2 separate regions of the Homo sapiens genome follow, and region 2 is linked to region 1. Evidence: chromatin contacts called from ENCODE Hi-C or POLR2A ChIA-PET data. All regions are on one chromosome and are shown on one strand. The core of a region is the stretch at or near the end of the contact, and the rest is flanking DNA. Distances in the headings are between cores, read along the strand shown. Region 1 overlaps MNAT1 (MNAT1 component of CDK activating kinase). Region 2 holds the start of SIX1 (SIX homeobox 1).

What was found. Hi-C counts contacts between places; a loop is a spot of excess contacts on that map. ChIA-PET counts read pairs that join two places held with the same protein, here RNA polymerase II (POLR2A). Pooled maps may share reads with other maps.
Region 2: a map with no recorded cell type shows a loop between it and region 1 (2.2-fold over the local background). The contact joins the promoter of SIX1 here to the enhancer-like site in region 1. A Hi-C loop is called at or near these places in 9 of 37 single-sample maps with no recorded cell type and 8 of 50 pooled maps. POLR2A ChIA-PET finds 5 or more read pairs at or near these places in 2 of 52 experiments (BJ and activated CD4-positive, alpha-beta T cell).

Annotation. Positions count from the first base shown.
Region 1 is chr14:60,752,419-60,757,127 of GRCh38, forward strand. The region is part of intron 1 of MNAT1 (MNAT1 component of CDK activating kinase); the gene reads left to right. Among named protein-coding and RNA genes, the nearest start is that of MNAT1, 20 kb to the left of the region's middle. RefSeq lists enhancers at 958-1,237, 1,648-1,697. Within about 2 kb of position 1,478, at least 5 of the 41 ENCODE cell types and tissues checked have a DNase peak (open chromatin) inside an H3K27ac peak, as active enhancers do.
Region 2 is chr14:60,647,069-60,651,687 of GRCh38, forward strand. It overlaps SIX1 (SIX homeobox 1), which reads right to left and starts at 2,409. Exons shown (of 2, transcript NM_005982.4): 1 at 1,562-2,409. The coding sequence starts at 2,121. MIR9718 (microRNA 9718) reads left to right here and starts at 1,580; the gene lies at 1,580-1,643. RefSeq lists enhancers at 1-450, 451-1,072, 1,073-1,694, 1,695-2,315 and a silencer at 2,326-2,565.

The DNA of each region.
Region 1 (4,709 bases), core at 228-2,727:
ATTGAAAAAATGCCACAAGATAATATTAAAAAATGTTTTGACAAAAGAAAAAAATTATACATAATACTTTCACAGAGGAGTTCTTTTAATTTTTATCTTCTTATTTGTATGTGTGTGTGCTGTGTAGTCTCAGCTGCTCTGGAGGCTGGGGTAGGAGGATTGCTTGAGCCCAGGGGGTCAAGGCTGCAGTGAGCTATGAGTGTGCCACTATATTCCAGCCTGGGTGACAGAGTGAGGCTCTGTCTCAAAGCAAACAAACAAAAAACACTTTGGAGAATGCTGTTTTAAGTTTTGACTCAGTAACTAATTTTGTAAGAAATTTCATATTACTCTACCATTGTACTACTTATTATTATTATTTTTTGAGATGGAGTCTCACTCTGTTGCCCAGGCTAGAGTGCAGTGGTGTGATCTTGGCTCACTGCAACCTCTGCCTCCTGGGTTGGAGCAGTTCTCCTGCCTCAGCTTCCCGAGTAGCTGGGATTACAGGTACGCACCACCATGCCCGACTAATTTTTGTATTTTTAGTAGAGACAGGGTTTTGCCATGTTGGCCAGGCTAGTCTTGAACTCCTGACCTCAGGTGACCCACCCACCTTGGCCTCCCAGAGTGCTGGGATTACAGGCGTGAGCCACCGCACCTGGCTTGCACTAGTTATTTATTGCTGTCTAACAAATTATCCTAAAACTAAATGGCTTAAAATAACAAACATTTATTTTCTCACGGTTCTTGTGCATCAGGAATTTGGGCATGGCTGAGCTGGGTAGTTTTGGCTCAGGGTGTCTCATGAGATTGCAATCAAGTTTCAGCTGGGGCTCTATTCATTTGAAGGCTTGACTGGAGTTGGAGGATAAACAGTTGACCATTAAACAACATGAGTTTGAAGTGTGTGTCCACTTATATGTGGATTTCAAAAAACAAAACAAATAAGAATTGAAAATACAGTATTCACAGTATGCAAAACCCCATGTATATGGAGGGCTGACTGTATTAAGCTCACTCATGTGGTTTTTGTCAGGAGTCCTCAGTTCTTTACTGTTATTTTTTGGCTAGAGGTGTCAGTTCTTTGTCACATGGGCCTCTCCTAAGGATTTCTTCAGTGTTCGCACAACATAGTAGCTTTCTTCTCCTCAGGTGGATGATTCAAGAGAGAGACAAACAGAAGCCACGATGTCTTCTATGAACATCATTCAGACACCATCGTTTCTGCTGCATTCTGTTTGTTCAGAGTCCTAAATACAGCTCACATTCAGAGGAAGGGGAATTGGGCTTCCCCTTTTGATGAAAGAAGTATAAAGAATTTGTGGCCATATGTAAAACCACACCAACCACATATGTATATTTATCACTGGAATACCTTGAATCCAAGAGGGCTCCCAGTGATTTTTGTCTCCTACTTTTTATGTCCTTGCTTAGTTTCTCCCTGATTGTATCAGGGTTGCTTGTATAACCAATCGAATATGGTAGAAGTTTCTCATTTCCAAGGCTAGGTCTTTAACAAAGACTTTGTGGCTTTCCATGTGGTTACTCTCTATGTTCTTGGGCAACTTGCTGTCATGAAAGACAGTTTATGTGTCGTCAGCAGCCTTATGAAGTTCCGTGTGGTTAAGAACTGAGACCTTCTACTAACCGCCAAGTCAGTGAGCCATCTTAGTCTTCAGTCCCAGTCCTGTCTTCAGATGACTGCAGCCCCAGCTGATATCTTGACAAATAAGCTGCTCCTGGATTCCTGACACTGAGAAATTTTGTGAGATAATAAATTGTTTATTGTTTTAAGCTGTCAAGCTTGGTGGTGTTTTGTTATGCAGCAACAGATAACTAATAGAATCCCTTCATCTTTATTAAAACAAAAGGCACATTGCCAAAAGCTGTACACATATTAGGGATTTTATTTTTTTTTTAATAATAGGGAGAAATTTCTTCTTTTTTTTTTTTTTTTTTGAGACCGAGTCTCGCTCTGTCGCCCAAGCTGGAGTTGGAGTGCAGTGGCACGATCTTGGCTCACTGCAACCTCCGCCTCCCAGGTTCAAGCGATTCTGCTGTCTCGCTCTCCTGAGTAGCTGGGACTACAGGCGTGTGCCACCACACCTGGTTGATTTTTTTTTTATTTTTAGTAGAGACGGGGTTTCACCGTGTTAGCCACGATGGTCTCGATCTCCTGACCTTGTGATCTGCCCGCCTCGGCCTCCCAAAGTGCTGGGATTATAGGCGTGAGCCACCGCGCCTGGCAATAGGGAGAAATTTCTAAGGGCGCATGTTCAACAAGCCATTGTCATTAGAGAAGTGGCTTTTGTTCAGAGGCATATGAACTACTTTTATTCAGAAGTAATCAAGGGGGAATCTAGTAGTATTGTAAAGGTAAACATTTTAATATCATGTAAGATGTGATAATAATTTAGTGTTTTTAGTGAGAATCCTGTAAGCTTCCTGTCATTGACTAAGGTCTGGATTACATTCTATAACGCATGAAGTAGCAATTTGAGAAACTAATTCTTTATAAAAATACTTTCACCTTGTTAATAGATTTGTTTCTGTAAGTAAGAAATACAGTGGAGTTGAATCTTATGTGGAATTTGTATATACGTATTTTTTTTTTCCAGAGACAAAATCTCACTCTGTTGCCTGGGCTAGAGTGCAGTGGCATGATCACGGCTCACTGTAACTTCAAACCTCTGGGCTCAGGAACCCTTCTGCCTCAACCTCCCAAGTAGCTAGGACTATAGGTGTGTGCCACCATGCCTACCTAATTTTTTTTTTTTTAGTTGCCCAGGCTGGAATGCAGTGAAGTGATCTCAGCTCACTGCAACCTCTGCCTCCCAGGTTCAAGTGATTCTTCTGCCTCAGCCTCCAGAATAGCTGGGACTGCAGGCACGTGCCACCACACCTGGCTACTTTTTGTATTTTTAGTGGAGACGGGGTTTCACCATGTTGGCCAGGATGTTCTTGATCTCCTGACCTCATGATCCACCCGCCCTGGCCTCCCAAAGTGCTGGTATTACAGGCGTGAGCCACTGTGCCTGGCCTAATTTTTTATTTTTTGTAGAGACAGGGTCAGGCTTTGTTGTCCATACTGGTCTTGAACTCTTAGGCTCAAGCCATCCTCCTGCCTCGTCCTCCCAAAGTGTTGGGATTGTAGGCTAGTCACTGCACACAGCCTGGAATTTGTATTCTAAAGTCATGTAAAGCAGAAAATATAGTGAAGATTACCCTTAATATTAAGGATCAGAAATTGTCCATATGGGTAAATAATTTTTCATTAAACCTAGCGCAGCCAGTTTTCCTTCCAGCATAGTAATAAATCAGTATTCCTCACCTGAACAGCAGATGAAGTAATTGGCTCTTGTTTTGGCATTATACTGAAAAGACTTACCTTTAAACACTGTCATATATAGTCCAATAAGATGCTTGTCCTAGGAGAGGCATTGAAACTGAGTGCAACAGAGGGAACAGCAGAGTGACATCTCTCATTTTATGATTACTCTGGGGTATAGAGATAGTCACTGAGAGGAGAGGCTGGGGAAATGGGACCGCTTTCTAAAAATGTATCTCTGTCTCTTTTTGCTGAACATATATAAGTGAATTTGTGTAAGTATGCACATGATGTGATGCCATTGTGTAATGCTTCTGAAACGTAAATACTTGTCTTTTTTTGGGAAATGTAGACTTTTTATTTCTTTCATTATGATGCTTAGATTATTTGATAGCCTATTTAATGGACTATGGGATAAGAAAGATTGAGTTTTGTTAACTTACATATAGCACAATGTGGGAACCTCTGTTCATAACGAGCTGTCTATGTCATTAAGGAAAGTTTCAGTGATAGTACACAACCATACACATTTGTTGAACATATGCATTAAAGACAGAGTTATATTGAAAAAAGTTTAGAATAGAACTTCTGCATTTTGGAGTATGCTACACTTGTCTGGAAAAGTTACTGTCAGATAATGTTTTGTTACTCTTGGAACATGCGTTATTGTACATGAAATTCTGAACTTTTATAGAGTATGAGCTAAGAAGTGCTTTTCCCATTACTAAGGAGGCTGAATATTCAAGAGTGATCATGGAAGAATTTTAAAAAATAGTATATTTTTATACTTCACAGTGTCTTATGGATTGCTTACCATTTAACAGTTAAGCTGGAGGATGGAAAAATCTTGATGTAAGTGGTAGGAACTTCTGCCAACTGGAAATCAATTAAAATGAAAATAAAGCAAGTATAAAGTTTTAGTGTTACTGGGAAGATACCATTTGACTCACAAAGGTGTCATTCATGTGCTCTTTCTGGCTATATACCTGTGGCCTAAAGCTGTGGTCTTTTGGGGATTTAATTATTAATACAGAAATGTGTTTTACAAAATAGAGCCATGTCTATTTTGATGCCATATAGTTTCTTTTTAAAATGTATAAATGCCCTTGCGTTTTTTTGGGCAAAATCAATCATGCTGTCTTGTATTTGGAGGTAAATGACAACAGGATATTCACTTCCAGTTTAAGTAGTAGCCTACAGTTTCTCTTGAATTTAGTTTTTGGCTTGGTTAAACCATTAGTGTATTTGACCTGGACTAGAACTTGATTTTAAGATGTCATCAGCTGTGAGTTCCCAAGTGACTGGCTCTCACATTTCACTGAGAGAGAACAGGCTATTTGACTTGTTAGTTTGAAGAAATCATATGCAACTTTCTGGTACTGCAGAAGTTGTTCAGAAA
Region 2 (4,619 bases), core at 1,159-3,658, 100 kb before region 1:
AGACAATTAAACATCCCGTTTTCCTGCCCCAGCCCAGAGTTGGTGGTTTTGCAGACACAGAACAGGTCATGGGAAGTGGTGCCCAGCGCGGCCCAGTGACCTGAGTAAACACAGGGAGCGCAGCCAGTCTCTGATTTCATCTGGAGTCGGCCCTCGGGCCTGGCTTATAGGACGGCCGTTTTGTAACTAAAGGCTAACTGCAACCATACAATCCCTGTTCCTGTGTTACTTGCTAACTCTTCAGCCCCTCGTGTCCCCCTCTCAAACTTCCTACCAACACCCACCCCAACCCATCCTTTCTGGGCAGGGGAAACTTCGCCGCCCCGCACAGGCTGCCAGCGGGCGCGGCGCGCTGGGGCGTCAGTCCGGGCACTCGGTACCGGTTAACTTCAGGATTTCGCTTCCCTCGCCGCTTCCGCCTTCCGAGTGCTCGTCAGTCCTCCCGACTCCTAGCGCCTGTCTGTCTCCTTTCTTTCCCCTTATCCTCACAGTCTCTGTCTCCCGACAAGCCCATTTCAGCAGAATTTATCCTGGCTCTGGTTTTCCACCAAGACAAGAAAGGGAGCAAGATCTTCGGCCCCTAGTCTTGGAAGCGAACAAAGGAAAACCTAACCGGCCCCTGCGCTCAGGTTTTCCCCCAAACTCTTTGGCTTCGCGGAGCGCTCTCCCCGCCACAGCCACCTCCCCACCGTCCTTCTGAATCTCTGTCCGAAACGCTATAGAGAACAGAAGGAGCCTGCCCAGGTGGCCGAAGGTGTTGCCCCGAGGTGGGGGAAAGTAGAGACCAATTTTTAAAATATTGCCTTGTGAGCTCCAGTGCGAGAGAGGGCTGCGACTGGAGACCCTTTCCTCGTCTGGGCATGCGGCGCGGTCAGCCAGACCGACGGGCTGCAGTGCCGGGCCACGCGCGAGCGAGCACGGCGAGGATCAACCCTTTCTTAATTTGGGGCGCCGGGGAGTAAATGCAGCGCCAACTCTCCCCAAAGCTCTCTTTTTGTTGTATCTTTAAAAGTCTCCTCCATTTGTCCAGCTAGTGAGAAATGAAGCAGGCTACCTCTAAACCAAAAGACTATCAAGAGAGAGCTGTGGAGAACCAGGCGGGAGTGGGGGCAGAGCCAATGTCTCAGGCCAGCTTCACCCCTCTGGGGAGCAAGAGGAGAGAGGTTCGCGAACCTCAGCTCCCACCAAACCCCTTTCCTTGCGACACCAATCAACATTTCACTGCCCGTTGATTTAGAAACTCACTCTCCACCCACCACTCATAGCCGCGGCCAGCCAGGGAGGCATAAAGACCAAATCTAGCGCCAATATTTCCCGACACTCACATCCCAGAGAAACCCACGCGCGGGTGCTCAAAGCAAATGAGGCCCCATCCTTAGCAAGGAACCTCAGAGTTCATGAACTTTCGCTGCAGCGCCGCGGAGGGCCTGCGCGCCGCCCCGTGGACGGGCTCCGGCCGGCGGGGAGGACTTGGTGGCTGGTGCCTGCGGGGGCGGGAGGGGGCGGAGGAGAAAGGACGGCTTCCTAGGGTCGCCCGAGTCGCGGGAAGCACGCCGCGTACCTTTCCTTGGCCTCCGCGGCCCGGTCTCTTTGCCTCCGGTTCTTAAACCAGTTGCTGACCTGGGTGGTGGTGAGGCCGGTGGCCTCGGCCAGCTCCCGCTTCTCACGCGGCGATGGGTAGGGATTGTGCGCGTACCACTCCCGCAGGACACCCCTCGACTTCTCCTTGAAGCAGTAGCTGGTCTCCTCGCCGTCCCAGATGGTGCGCGGCAGTGGAAATTTTCGGCGCACCCGATATTTGCCCACGGCGCCCAGGGGTCGGCCGCGCAGCTTCTCGGCCTCCACGTAATGCGCCTTCAGCCACAGTTGCTGCAGTTTGGGGTGGTTGTGAGGCGAGAACTGGTGGCTCTCCAGGATCTTGTAGAGCTCACGGAAGTTGCCGCGGTGGAAGGCGACCACCGCCTTGGCCTTGAGTACGCTCTCGTTCTTGTGCAGGTGGTCGCAGGCGGGCAGTGACCACAGGAACCTGCCCAGGCGCTCCAGGTTTCCGCCTTGCTGCAGAACCTCGCACACGCACGCCACTTGCTCCTGCGTAAAGCCAAACGACGGCAGCATCGACATGGCTGGGGCCTGCCGGGGCGCACGGCCCAGGCGCACGCGGCAGGGAGCAGAGCCGAGAGGCAGGGGGCGGCGGCCGCAGGGAGGGGGGCGCGGCTGTTCCTAACCTCCTCCTTAGGCTTTGCAAAGGCGAAAACCGGAGTCGGAACTTGGCGGTGGGCGGCCAAGGAAGAGAAGGCGGAGGAGTAGGGGAGGTTCTGGACACGGAACGGCCGGCGCACTCAGTAGCCTTTAAGGCCTTGCTGCCTCCGACCTCCCGCCCGGTGGATGCTGCTAGTTGCCGGGGAACTTGGTTTCTGTTCTCCCCGCAGCGGCCTTAAAGCGCGCAGCGTCCCCGGCACGCTGATTGGCTGCCGGCGGCGCCTATCCGGGGCTGGCCAGCCAGCGCGCCGCCCGGCTGGGCAGAGAGGCCGCACCGCCCAGAGCGGGGAGGGCGAGGCTGCGGAGCTGGGGGTTGGGGGTGTTGCCGGGGCTGCGCGGGTAGGGAGTGGTGGGAGGAGAAGGAAGAGGAAAGGTGGGAAGCCAGTTGGGGTCTGAGGGAGCTGCGCTGCGGAGGTGTGGGGAGGTAGGGAGTGGGTGAGCGCGTCAGGACCCTGCAACGCGGGACCCGTCGCCAGTATCACCTAAGGGGAGTCGCGCACAACTCCGCACAAATCAATGACTCCAAACCTTAATTCCTCCCCTCTCCCTCCGTACTCTTGTCCTCATCCCTTGCAGACTTGCCCTCTCCCGGTGAGCTCATATTTAATTACTTTAATGTTGGAATGAATAAATAATGGATTGATGAATAGCTTATGGAACGCGATAAATAATTCAAGAGCAGACCAGGGTCCGCGCATGCAGCCTCTGGAAGAGTGGCTTCGGGTTGGCTTCAGCTCGAGGAGTCCAACCCTATTTCCTCCTCCCTCCCCCCACCAACTACCACTGTCCTCCCCCCACTGCTGCACACCACCCTCCAAAGGGCACAAGTACTCCCAGTCGGACAGCGTTTCCCTCGTTCACAAAAGACCTCCATGATTTGAGACCAGGCAGAGAGCTGTTTAGAGCATACTTGCTGAGCACCTAGAGACTCCGAGCGTTCATTTGTGATTTGGTATCTTAATGTTCTGCGATTGAAACCAGCAGGTTCCTGAAGCTTCTGGACTCAATTTCCCCATCTGTGCGGTTGTGTTTTGCAGTGCCACCTCTGCTACTGAGGAATGCCGAGAGGCTTTACTTGCTATTAGCAAAAATGCTTTGGGAACCTCGTACGAAAGGCGCTGGATGTGGTGTAAATTAAATAAAACTGTGCCCGGCTCCAATAACCGTCCGGTTGTAATATAATCCTTACCCTGCTCTGAGAGGGACACTGCCCTCAAAGCGAGAACGACAGCGGCTCCAAGAAGATTAAATAAAGAGGTGTGTGTGTGTGTGTGTGTGTGTGTATGTGTGTGTGTGTGTGTGTTGCAATGCTGGCCTATTTTGCTGCCAGGGAATGAGAGATGCACTGCAATTTAAGTCCCATCATCTGCTGTTTTGTTTATGTGTGGAGAATGCTTAGTAAAACTGCACAAACAAGTGAAGTTGTAATTATCTTAAGCCTCATTTGCACACCTAGTTCCAAAGCAATAATTAAAAGGATTTTGAAAACAATTAGCCTCTCTAAACAAAGATAATCTATTGTCAGTAGCTGAGACTAGCAGGAGATAAGAACAATGCGTGGAGATAAGGGAAGCCAAATGGTGGAAGGAGAGTGACTTTATGACTATACTTATCTCTGATTAGATAAGTTCAAAACAGAATTCTAAGTACACTTCAAAAATGCTTTTGATTTCAATGTGCCCTCTTAGTGAGTGGTGAAGAACAAACTGTAGGCTCCTTAAACTGGCTTGTCTTCTTCAAATATGTTTTGATTCCTTTAGCCAAAGAGCCCAGCACTACAGAACCTTTTGCATATTGAGATGCAAGTGGGAGAAGGAGAAGCATGTCTTGGTTTCCTCTTTTATTATTAATATGGTTTTAAAATGATGCACCCAGTACAGTGCACCCTGCAACATACATTCTAAACTCATAAAGGGTTCCCACCTCAGGGCTGCCACATGGGAGATTCCAAGTAGACAGGAAGCTGCTTCTCTGCTGAACATAATGTTTTCTGCATCCTTGAAACTCTTGCTTATTCCATGCAATTAGATCTTGGAAGCAGATGCTGATATTTCATTACCTTAGGCTTTTTTTTTAAAAAAATGCATTTAATAGGTGTGCATGCTTTCAAAAGAGCCTCTGCCATATAGTATGCCCAATGACTTTCTAAACTGGAAGCCTGGCACTGCTAAACCCAGAGCCATGTCTGGTAATTTCCCCTCACTGTCTTATTTTAGTGCTTATGATGTTTCACATGAAGTCTTAAGGAGCTGCAGTGCCCTCCCAGAAGGAATGCCTCTGCTTGAAACAGTCCTTATTGACATGGCAGCTGTGTGAGGACCGGAACGGAGGCTTAAACCCGGCTCTAAAAATCAGTTAAT